Regions from separate parts of the Mus musculus genome. Here region 1 is linked to region 2. The links are chromatin contacts, found by POLR2A ChIA-PET in ENCODE. All regions are on one chromosome and are shown on one strand. Each heading gives the region's core, a stretch centred on a gene start or an enhancer-like site at or near the end of the contact. The rest is flanking DNA. Distances are from core to core; before and after follow the strand shown.

The links. ChIA-PET counts read pairs that join two places held with the same protein, here RNA polymerase II (POLR2A).
Region 1: POLR2A ChIA-PET joins it to region 2 with 24 read pairs in embryonic stem cell. The contact joins the promoter of Tuba1c here to the enhancer-like site in region 2. POLR2A ChIA-PET finds 5 or more read pairs at or near these places in 4 of 5 experiments (Patski and embryonic stem cell).

Annotation. Positions count from the first base shown.
Region 1 is chr15:99,028,269-99,034,018 of GRCm38, reverse strand. It overlaps Tuba1c (tubulin, alpha 1C), which reads right to left and starts at 4,128. Exons shown (of 4, transcript NM_009448.4): 1 at 3,595-4,128. The coding sequence starts at 3,597.
Region 2 is chr15:98,967,995-98,973,647 of GRCm38, reverse strand. All of the region lies in intron 1 of B430209F14Rik (a long non-coding RNA gene), which reads right to left. Among named protein-coding and RNA genes, the nearest start is that of 4930578M01Rik, 15 kb to the left of the region's middle. RefSeq lists an enhancer at 1,107-5,653. Within about 2 kb of position 1,954, at least 1 of the 3 ENCODE cell types and tissues checked has a DNase peak (open chromatin) inside an H3K27ac peak, as active enhancers do.

The sequences.
Region 1 (5,750 bases), core at 2,879-5,378, 58 kb before region 2:
TTCAGAGGCCACTCCTGCCTAGGACTATACTTCAAAACCAAGAATTTTTACTGAAGAGCTAACCCAAGAAAAAAAGTCCTCTGAAGGCATTAAGGCTAATGACCTACTAGGCAAGGCCAGGCCATTCAACAGATTGTATCCTTGGCAGTTCAGGATCAGTTTTCTACTGCTTTAGAAAGACATTCAGGATTATGCCAGAATTCCCCAGCTCTTAGTCCTTGCACTTGAGGCAGAACCTTTCCCTGCCAGGGCTGAGTCAAGCTGACTGTCCCATCTGAGCTCACTGCGGTTCCTTTATGGGGACAAAACTTCCTCTTCCCTTTAAAACCAGCTCAAACTAGCCCCCATGACTCACAAAAAAAAAAAAAAAAAAAAAAAAAGGCTAGATAAGCAGATAGTGGTATGCTAAGAGTGGCCAGAGGCAGCCTTGCACCCAGTGAAGACTCTAATCTGCAAGAACAGTTTTCCTTCCCGGTCTCACTGTTAATCCATCTGGTGGGATGTTTTAAAGATCAGAAGACTCCTAAAACTTCACAAAAGTTTAAGAAATGGGGCTGGAGAGTGCCAAGAAGAAAGGAGTAATTAGTGGCTCCCTAGTAGATAGATCAGAGTGTACATTTCTGGCACTGTGGAAAAGTACAAGATTCTAACCATGGTGGTCAGGGGGACACCCTTGTTTTCCTTTCCTTGCTCAATAGTCGCTCTGAAGTTACCAAACCCATTTCCTATTGGTCCAATGAGACAATAAGTGCCTATGCTGAACCCACAGGATTCAGAGGGAGCCAGTGTTCATCATAAATCTGTATGAGATGAGGACCTTGAATTTGGCAGAAAACCTTCACATTTGACAAAGAAGTCTCCCACAGTTGCTATGCTTTTCCTTTAGTAAAGACTTTCATGCTTTTAAGGTCATGAGCAGGAAACTCAATTCAACATCCAGGGTCTCTAAAGAGCAGCTTCTCAGGCCTCAATAGTAAAACAAAACATTGCTCACAACCTTTGACTAGTCTCGTCCTTCCACCCGTGTTTCCCACAAGACAATCAAGGGCTTGGACCACATCAGTGAGATCAGCGTCTCCTGTGCGGAGGACTGTGGGGGAGGTGCAGCTCTGGTTCAAGTGACCTTCACCTGGACTTTAGAGCCTCCAGTCCCCAGAAGCTAGAAAGAACCACAGGCAGGCCTAAGGAAGTGCGGCGTCGGAGGCCATAGATTCTAAGGTGGCATTTCAACAGTAGCCTTTTGGTGCTAAACAGCTTCTTTGTGCAGGCAAGATAGCACATGAAGGTCAATTTCCGCCAAGCCAGATAATGAGTTCAATCCAAAAGACCTGAGTCTCCACACAGGCATGCGTGGCAGACATACATCCACATGAGAAATGTAAAATCTTTACAAACAAGCCTGTCTCCTGGAAGCTAAGAAGCCAAAGCCAAGAGGAACAGATGAATCACTTAGTCTAGCCTCGACTGGATTAAGAGGCTTGCTGGTGTAGCAAAGCCAGACACTTAAGCCATGCTTGCCTAATAGGTGAGCCTGGGGCTTTTCTGAACTGTATCTTTGTGGGTTTGCTTGATCAAAAGCTGTTACGGCATCCCTCTTTCAGAATACAATTCTGAAAGTTTCCTGGGGTGTGGGAGGGCTGTAGGATAGCCTGGGAAAAGAGCCTACTAGTGAGCCTGATCTCGGAACTGCAAGGAAAGCTGCCCTCTCCTGCCCCCACCCCCAAGCATACCAACTATCCAAACGTACACTCCACACAAGTGAATAAAACAAAGAAGCCAACAGCTTTGGGGGCTGGAGAGTTAGCTCAGATGAGAGAGGTCTTGCCTAACTATGTGAAGTTCTGTGTTCCATCCCAGCACCACACAAAATGGTGGCTCGGGCCAGTAATCCCAGTCCTAGTGTGGGAAGGAGGCGACCAGCAGTTCAAGGGTCACCCAGGACTATAGACAGAGGCAGCTTGCGCTACCTGAGGGCTGTGCACCTCACTTCCCCAAAGCTTCCATAGACCTTAAACAATACTGGGATGGGGTTTTCTTTAAAAAAAAAAAAATTTTTTTTTTTTAGATTTATTTCTTATATGTAAGTACACTGTAGCTATCTTCAGACACACCAGAAGAGGGCATCAGATCTCATTAAGGATGGTTGTGAGCCACCATGTGGTTGCTGGGATTTGAATTCAGAACCTTTGGAAGAGCAGTTGGTGCTCTTAGCTGAGCCATCTCTCCAGCCTTTCTTTTAAATTTCTATTGTCAGCTGACCAGGTGCAGGCTAGGTAAATGGTCTCTCAAATAGTTAAAACTTATTTAGCAGGGAGGTTCCTTTTACCGAAATTATTCACTCTGTAGCCCGCTCTAGCCTGGGACTCACTAGGGACTAAGGAGCCCCAAACTCATGATGAGCAATCCCCCTCCCTGTCTCAGCCTCCAAAGTCTAGAGAACTAGCCACTCTCCTCCAAGCCGGGCTGAGTTCCTGGTAACTTTGTTTGCTTTTGAGACCGGGTCTCATTGTGCTGGCTGACCAGAACTCAGAAGATACTCCTGCCGCTGCCTCCAGAGCCCAGGGTTTGATAGCCTCACCCATTTTTTTCTTGAAAACTGAACTAATACATTGTTAACCAGGTGAATAACCCTAGCTCTTGGGTAGTGGAGACAGAAGGATCTTGGTTTTAGTTGAAGGTCATGTTTGGCCACATAATGATTTCAAGACTGGCATGAGCATAAGACACTCAAAAACCAAAGTGCAAGCCAAGTGGTTTGCCTTTCATCTCAGCTCAGGTAGCAGAGGCAGGCAGAGCTCTGAGTTCCAGACCATCCTGGTCTACAGGGTGAGTTCTATTACAGCCAGAGCTACAAAGAAACCCTTTATCGAAGGAAGGAAGGAAGGAAGGAAGGAAGGAAGGAAGGAAGGAAGGAAGGAGAGAGAGAGAGGGGGGGGAGAGGGGAAGGGAGAGAAAAAAACCCGCTGTTGGTAGTTTACTCTAGCTTTAAATTGAAAAAAAAATTTTTTACGGACATTTTTTCTTAACTGGGCTAAATATAAATATGCCGTTGAAGTAACACTAAAAACTAGGCTGGCTTAGGGGATCTGACGCCAATTATTCCCTCCTACGGAGGAGCTCGCCTTCTCAGGTGCACAGCTGCAGCTGGAAGGGCCGGGGACTGGCCACAGGTGACTCAGCAGCGAGTCACAGGGCGTGGAGACGGTGCCCGGAAGTATTTGCTCAGTCCTGTCCAGAGCGCACGAGGTCCTCTGGGCTATCCCAGCTGGGAGAGCGACATCATTTGAGGAAAATGGAGACCTTTGAGTTTCTCCAAACTCTCGTGATCATTGTGAAAGTTCCCTGCCTTTCCGGGAGCGACCGGCGGCCGAGACGGGATGCTCTCCCAGGAGGATCGAGACAGAGGATCGGGACGAGCCCTCCAGCCCAAAGCGACACTAGTTTAGTGGACTAGGCTCTCACACCCCAAACGCCAGAAGCCAGTCTAACTGGAGGCGGCCGTCGTGGGGCTATTGCAGGTATCGTCTCCCGGGCAGCCCTCAGCTCCCGCGGTCCCTTCAGACGACCTCGCCGCTACCCCAAAGCCATACTCACCATATTTAGTCCTTGAAGTGGTCCGCGAAAACTGAGGAAGTGAAAAAGGGTGACGAAGATCTCCCACTAACAGACTACCAAGGAGTCCGGGGGAGAAGCTGTGTAAGGTCCGCCTCCAGGACAGGGCTTATATACCCTGGCCGGGCCACGCGTCGGGAGGGCGGACACCGGACCCCGCCCCGGGCCGCAGCGAAGCCGATGATTGGCGGGTTCGAAAGTTCAAATCAAACTCCGTAGAAGGAGCTGGAAGTGGGAAGGGGAGGAGACACCCAGGGTCCACGCCAGGGCCAGGTGGGGCGGGGAAGAAGGTGGGGAAGGCGATTGGAAGTTGGAGGACAGCGAGATCTTTGTGGAGCTCTGGCCGGAAGAAAGTCCCAGGTAGAGAGGGGGGCGGCCTGGCTCAGCCACCGGGGACTCACAGCTGATCGCCGCCGCACTTGTGGCTCGGTCGCCCCACCCAGGCCTTGGAGCCCGGAAGAGTGAGCCAGAGAGGTGACCCGGGGCTGCCGGCAGGGTGGTGACTGCGACAGCTTCAGGGGGCCAAGATGGAAACGCCCAGTCAACTTGACGGCACAGTGGGAGGGGTGGAGCTGAAGTTAGCTCAAGCCAAAGCCGGTTACAACATCACCAGGGTTGCAGCCCCTGAAGGCAATCTTTCCTAACCTAGGTCTCAGTTGCCTCCAATGGGTCCTAAGCACCTTACTCTTTACTCCCGCCTTCTAGAAGGCTAGCCCTCTCCTCCTTCCTCCCTTCTCCCCACCCTTCCCCCAAGTCCTGAGGATATTTGCCAGAGCATCCCGAGCGCCCTTTTATTTTCGAAGGCAGAGTCTGCCTCAGCTCCTCTTTAAGCAAACATTCCGAGTCTTAAGAGCCTTAAGAGGCACAAAATTATTCGGCCCATTATGAGAGGAACTCGTAACTCCCCCCCGCCCCCCAAGATGGGTCCCCGCTGCAGTGCTCAAGCTAAACCCAGGCGATCCACACTAATTCCTTTCTCTGCGTCTGTGGGATGCAGAGTTCACTCTGTAGTACCACATTCTCTCTGGCCCAAGAGCCCGGGGGCTCCTCTCCTCATTTTACAGTCAAGAGGAGAGGAGAGTTCGGGAAACAAAGCAGGCAAGTGTCTCCACCGCGGGAGACGTTGGACTTCCCTGCCCCACTGCCCTGCACTAGACAGACTTGTCTGAACAACTCCGCAAAGCAGATTTCTCAGAAGTGCCATTCAGTCCTGCTGAGGAGATAGACAGATCCCTGGGAAAGTTTAAGGAACTGGAGTGGTGTGCTTGCTTGTCCTCTTCATACTAAGGAGAGAGAGACAGGAAGAGCCTGGAGCTCACAGGCCAGCTGCTCTTGCAGTATCAGAGTTCAGTGAGGAACCTTGTCTCAAAAAAAAAAAAAAAAAAAAAAAAAAAAAAGGTGGAGAGTCATAGAGGAAGACGGAACATATTGACCTCTGGCCTATGCACGTACACAGAATCTCTCTCTCTCTCTCTCTCTCTCTCTCTCTCTCTCACACACACACACACACACACACACACACACACACACACAAATTAAAAAGCCGCCCTTATTTGAATGTGATGATGCATACCTGTATTTCAGCAGGCAGGGGACAAGACTGGCAAATTTGATCCAGGCTACTTTGTTTCAAATAGAAAAGACTAGAATGCCAGGGATGGCTGTGAAAAGTGGTACAATACAGGCAGACAAGATGGCTCAGTGGTAAGGTCATTTGCCACCAAGCCCGAGGAACTTGGGAGTTTGACTCCCAGGACCTATCCAGTGTAAGGAGAGAACCAACTGTAACTGATTAAATTATCTAATCTTTATACCAATAAAGTACCAGAGGCTTAAACTATGGTAAAGACCTGCTAGCTCAGCAAGGCAACTTTCTTTTCTTTTCTTTTTTTTCTTAACTACATACAAAATATCTATTTACAAGCCTGATTCCACAACTAAACTGCTAGCTCTTTAGAAATTTCTTTCTGGGGCTGGAGAGATGGCTCAGTGGTTAAGAGCACTGACTGATCTTCCTAGAGGTCCTGAGTTCAAATCCCTGCAGCCACATGGTGTCTCTCAACTACCTGTAATGAGATCTAATGCCCTCTTCTGGTGCTGCCTGAAGACCGCTACAGTGTACTTAGATATAATAATAA
Region 2 (5,653 bases), core at 705-3,204:
CTCATCTATTCCCCAGCATCTTCCTAGTGCTCACCCATGAAAACTGGCATTCGTGAGGTCATTTCTGTGGAGCCGCCATTTTAGACTGACTTTCGCTGAACACAGAACAGACTGCTCCCCATAAAATCACTGGAGGATAACGGAACCTGGATGTTTTGCGATGATTTTTATCTGTGGTGCCTCTGGCACTGGCTTGGGGTTTAGGCAAACAGAGGCTCCAAACTGCCTTGCATCATAGCCCGGTTGCTGGTAACAGCAACTACCATCAGCAGTAGCTACCATGGAGCCCCAGAGACTCAGCCTTTCACAGGACTCTGTGAAGCCTGGAGCTGGGTTTCTAGTTTTAGACACAACAGAGACAGAGCACAAAGGGGAAATCATCTTCCAAACACAGCAGGACTGACGCACATCTAACTCAGGGAGGTGGTGGCAGCGGGCACAGGCATGCACAAGTTCCTGCTACACAGGGTTCTGGCACAGAGAGGGGGAAGTGCACACAGGACCTCATCCGTGACCAAGAAGCTATTTACAGTTAATACCTGCTGGCAAAGGAAAGATCAGTTTTCTCCAATAGAGTACCACTGGGTACATCAACCACACTCCAGGGCAGGCTTCATGCCCAGGAATGGCTCCATATTTGTTTGTATTTTTTTATATTATTGAGTTTTGCTTGGTTTTTATTATTGTTGTTGTTGCTTTTTTTTTCCAGGCAGGGTTTCTCGTTTGCTATGTAGACCTAGCTGGCCTTGAACTCACAAACATCCCCCTGCCTCTGCCTCCGGAATGCTGGGATTAAAGAATTTAGCTTTATTTCACCATTTTAATATTTAATTTTATTTGTATTTATGTGTATGCGTGTGTGAGTGTATACCACATATTTTGCGTGTCCATGTAGGCTGGTAGAAGACATGAGATCATGGAGTTGTAAGTCATCGGGTGTGGATGCTAGAAACTGGACTCAGATCCTCCAAAAAGCAGCTAATGCTCTAACCACTGAACATCGCTGCAGTTCCCAGAGTAGATTACGCATGCATGTATGTATGTATTTATGTGTTTGTATGTATGCATGTATGTATGTGTGCATATGTATGTATGTGTATCAGGAAAGCTGCACCCTAGTCTGTCTGACCCTTTTGCTTCTAATTTTGGTCAAGAACACGTAGTCTAATTTCTTGTCAATTCTGCCATATTTTACTATTGTGATCTGTCTCAGGCTGTTATATTAATTTATATATATATATTTTTTACATATGCACACATGCCACAGCTCATAGAGAGGTTAGATTACTCCTGTATATGGGGTTCAGGGATGGCACGTGGGTTCCTGTCACGTCCGCTCTCAACCAGCAAGAACAACACGACCACCAGTCCTTCTAACAGCAGTTTATTCAGCAAACTTCCATCTTCATCTCTCTCACTTCAACTTTATCTCTCATCTTTCTCTCTCGAACCCCCGGGCCTCTCACTCTTATATACTCTCAGTCCCCATCCACTCACAGCAGGCCATGTCACCTCACCAGGCAGCTTCAGCCAATCAGGGCGGCAGGGGCATGTCTCCACCAAATATGGACTTGTTTAAACCGCCAGCATCATGGTGCACCCGTGCAGCTCTCACAATGGTCGTAGCTTATTTTCAGGTGTATGAGGAAGTCAGGTGCAAGTCATAAGACTTAGCTGCAGTCCTGGGCACCATCTTGGGACTGCTGCCACACCCGCTCCTCACAGGTTCCTCCCCCCTCTCTCTCTCTCTCTCTCTCTCTCTCTCTCTCTCTCTGACTCTCTGAGCCTTGTGTTTCCCAGGCATGCTTCAAGCTCAGTCTGTATCAGAGGATGACCTTGTATTTCTGCTCCTCCCTCTGCTCACTGTGCCTGCCGCCAGGTCTGTTTTACCTGGTCCTGCGGATGGAGCCAGTCACGCAGTTTATGAGCTAGGCTGCACCCACAGCCTCCAGACTTGGGACTTTTAAGTAATCTTGAACATTTTTTGTAATTGTCAGTCTTCTGTGAGCTTTGCTATCGATTTCCACTCTCCCGTATAGGTTTAGGAAGGGTAACTGGAAGATTACCCTTCTGGGAGTTCATTCCCTAGTTTGTCTTTCAGATAAGGGCAGATAGATGCACGCAGAAGATCAAATTCAGCAGGGCAGATGAAAATCTTTCCATGACTAATGTGAGCAAATTGCATAAGGGTCTCTCCTTGCCGAACCCACACACCCTTCCCCTCAATCCTTACTAGCTGCAATATTTCATTCCCTGAACACCCAGCTCCCGTCTCTTGCTACACTATGCTTTATCTGGCACATTTTCTCTTTTGCCTGAAGCTCTAAAGTCAGATGACATGAAGGGTGGTGACTGGATTAAGAATTACTCCCCAACCTTGCTACTCTGTCTCCTAGCAACTGTACGGTTTGTTGCTTAGCAACAAGAGAGATGAGAGTGCTGCCCCTCTTAGGAATCTAAAAATACAGAAAACGTTTTGTTTTTAGTTTTTAGTTTTTTTTTTTTTTTAAAGACAGTGGGGTCCTTTATTAAATATACTAAATACAGAGACAATCTTACAAGCGGAGGCAGGGCTTAGCTTAGGTGAACCTCTACATCTCTTTCAGTGTACATCCTGAAATAATTTGCTGTTTATAGAAGCCAGAAAGAAAAAAACCCTGCAACCTTCTCTGATCTTTTAGCTTCTGTGCATCCATATTCAGTGCTTAAGCTCATGGGAGGGGAGAGCTACCAAGATGGATCCACAGGTAAAGGTGCTTGCCACTGGGCCTGATTATCCCTGGACCCAAGCGGTAAAAGGAGAAAGGCAGCTCCCACAAGCTGTTCTCTGAGCTTCACAAGGATGCTGTGGCACACACATGATACTCCACATATTAAATAAATGTGTTTCATTTTTAATTCAAGTTTAGGGGCAGGAGGGATGGCTCAGTGGTTAAGGTCACTGGCTGCTCTTCCAGAGGACCTGGGTTCAATTCTTACTCGACTTTTTAAATCTAAAAGAAGATGAAGAGGTGGTTTTTTCCTAAATATCCTCGTAAGCCTGAAGCAATGGCTTGTGTCTATAATTCAAGCATTTGGGATGTAGAGACAGGAGGAAAACTAGTTCAAGACTAGCCTGGACTACATGAAACCCGGTCTCAAAGAAAGACACAGGACCTAGGATGCATCTTAGCAGGTAAAGAAATTCTCTATCTAACCCCTAAAATTCAGTTTGAGCCCTGAGGCCCAGAGGGCAGAGAGGGAACTGGCTCCCTGAAGCTGTCCTCTGACTTCTGCTGTGTTCCATCTCAGACACACACACACACACACACACACACACACACACAAGTAAAGGAATATAAAACAAACAAGACCTCAAGCCAGGCACTATTGGGAGTTGTATCTTTTGAGATTATTATCATAAAGTGGGCAATTTTCAGTTTATGTAAGAATTATCAGAGTTTAGAAATAACATACCCATACCACTTACACCAAACTACAGAGTTTCCAAGAAGATAAACTGCTATTTCTTAAAGAATCCTATTGGCTGACTAGGAGAGGAGCTATTGAATTAGCTCTGGTAAAGAAGACAGAAACCTTTAAGCAGCACAGCTGATTCAGCACGCTGTGAGCCAGCGCTCAGGAGTCTGGAAGCTTGGCTAGAGTTTGAATTTACATATTTGTGGTGGTTGGAATGATCAATATCTCCCACCAGCTCAGGTATTTGAACACTGATCCCCAGTGAGTGAAGCCTTTTGGCCTCGGCACTGTTTGGGGAGGTTCTAAAAACTCTAAAGGTATGACCTTGTTGGAGGAAGTCCCGGGGCTTCAAGCCTTGACCCACTTTCTTTGCTCTGCTTCCGGTTTGAGGGGGATGAGAAGTCGCCTCAGCCTCAGTTCCTGCCATCTGCCTGCTGCTTGCCTCCCGGCTATTAGGGATTCTCCCTCTACAGCTAAACCCTTTCTTCCATGTTACTTTTGGTCCGGGTGCTTTTTCACAGCAACAGAAAAGTAACTGTGCTAGAAAACTGATACAATGTTTAAAGTCAAAGACACAGCGGCAACCATTCGGTGAGTGACTGTAACCATTCTGTTAGGCCCTTCGATTAACAAAAGAGGTGGAGCTTCCGAAGATCCTTTGCTCACTCCCGCAAGTATTATTAGGAAGGTCTTCAAATGTAATTGACGGAAGTTAGTGATTGGCTGAGATTCATTTAAATAAATATAATATAAATATAATATTTATCATAGTGCACGGAAGGGATTGTGCTTGTCATACAAACCATGAGGGCTCGAGTTGGATCCCCCTAAAAAACCAGGCCAAGTAATCTCAGCACTGGGGAAGTAGAGACAAGAGGTTCTGTGGGAATCACTGACTGCGCAGCTTAGCCACAAAGGACAAGAAATGTGAGAAGCCGGTACTGGAGCATGGGGGAGGGGACTCTGGAGCTTCTTTTGATTACTGTTAAATCCCTGTGGCCGCAGCACCATGGCAACCTTCCCAGCCTGCCACCTCATTTCCATCTGCTTCGTAGAACAAAGGGAGCTGGACAAAGGTGGCTCCACGTACCTTCTGCGAGGGTGCATAACTGAAGTCAATGAAAAGCGACTAAATTAAAAATTGTGTTTTACAAAAACTGGGATTCCAACTGGCAGGGGATGTGGCTCGGCTGGTAGAGTCCTTGCTTATCACGGGCTTTGATTCCCCAGGCAGCACAACGTAAACTCACTTGTGATAGCACAAGTCTGTCTGTCTGTCTGTCAACCACAGTGCTCGGGAGTGCAGGCTGGAATTCAGAAATTGTCCAAGGTCATCCTAATCACTATAGAGAGCTTGAAGCTAGCTTGGGGTACACGAAACTGTTTCAAGAGAAGGAGGATGGAGAGAAGGGAGAGGAGGAGGAGGGGTAAGAGAGGTTTAGTTTATAAAAACCAGTAAACAGCTTAGAAGCTAGCTATTGGTTCAGTAAGTAACTGCAGATCAGTGAGAGACTTCAAGAGTTTTTAGTTTTCCTGAGACAGGGTTTCTCTGTACAGTAATGGCTGTCCTGGAACTCACTCTAGAGACCAGGCTGGCCTCAAACGCAGAGGTCCACCTGCCTCTGCTCTGCCAGGCTCTGCCTCCCAAGTGCTGGGGTTAAAGGTGTACATGTAATTGCAACTTTTATTTGCCTGATGTAAGTATGATCTCCAAGGCTTATTGCCTTAGTCTGCTAACCTAGGCCTAGTCCTGGAAGTTTCTAACCTCTGCACTATTTTATCTAGGCCTAGAACGTTTTCAGCCTCTGAGACTTAAAGCTGATAAAGCTCACCCCTTCCTAGTTCTTTCTGAACTCTGGCTGGCTGGGTCAATTCAGCTGTTCTGGCTCAAACTCCTTTTCAAACTGGCTGATTCAATCTGGCTTCTTTCTTTGCTTCTCCTGAATTGCTCGGCTTAGCCTCATGCTAACTTTGGCAAACTGTTCTAATCTTCTGGCTCCTTATTCTCTGGCACCTTCTGTCTTCACCTGTGTCTAGCTTGTTCTCTGTCTGTAACCTGTTTCTGTAAAATTCCCCTGGTAAAACTACCTCCTTCTCTCTCCGTGCTGTTCCCTTAAGCAGCTTCCCTTTCCTCTCCTCCTGAGAGTTGGGCACATCCTATTCTGTCAAATCTTTCTCTGATTCATCACTTTGT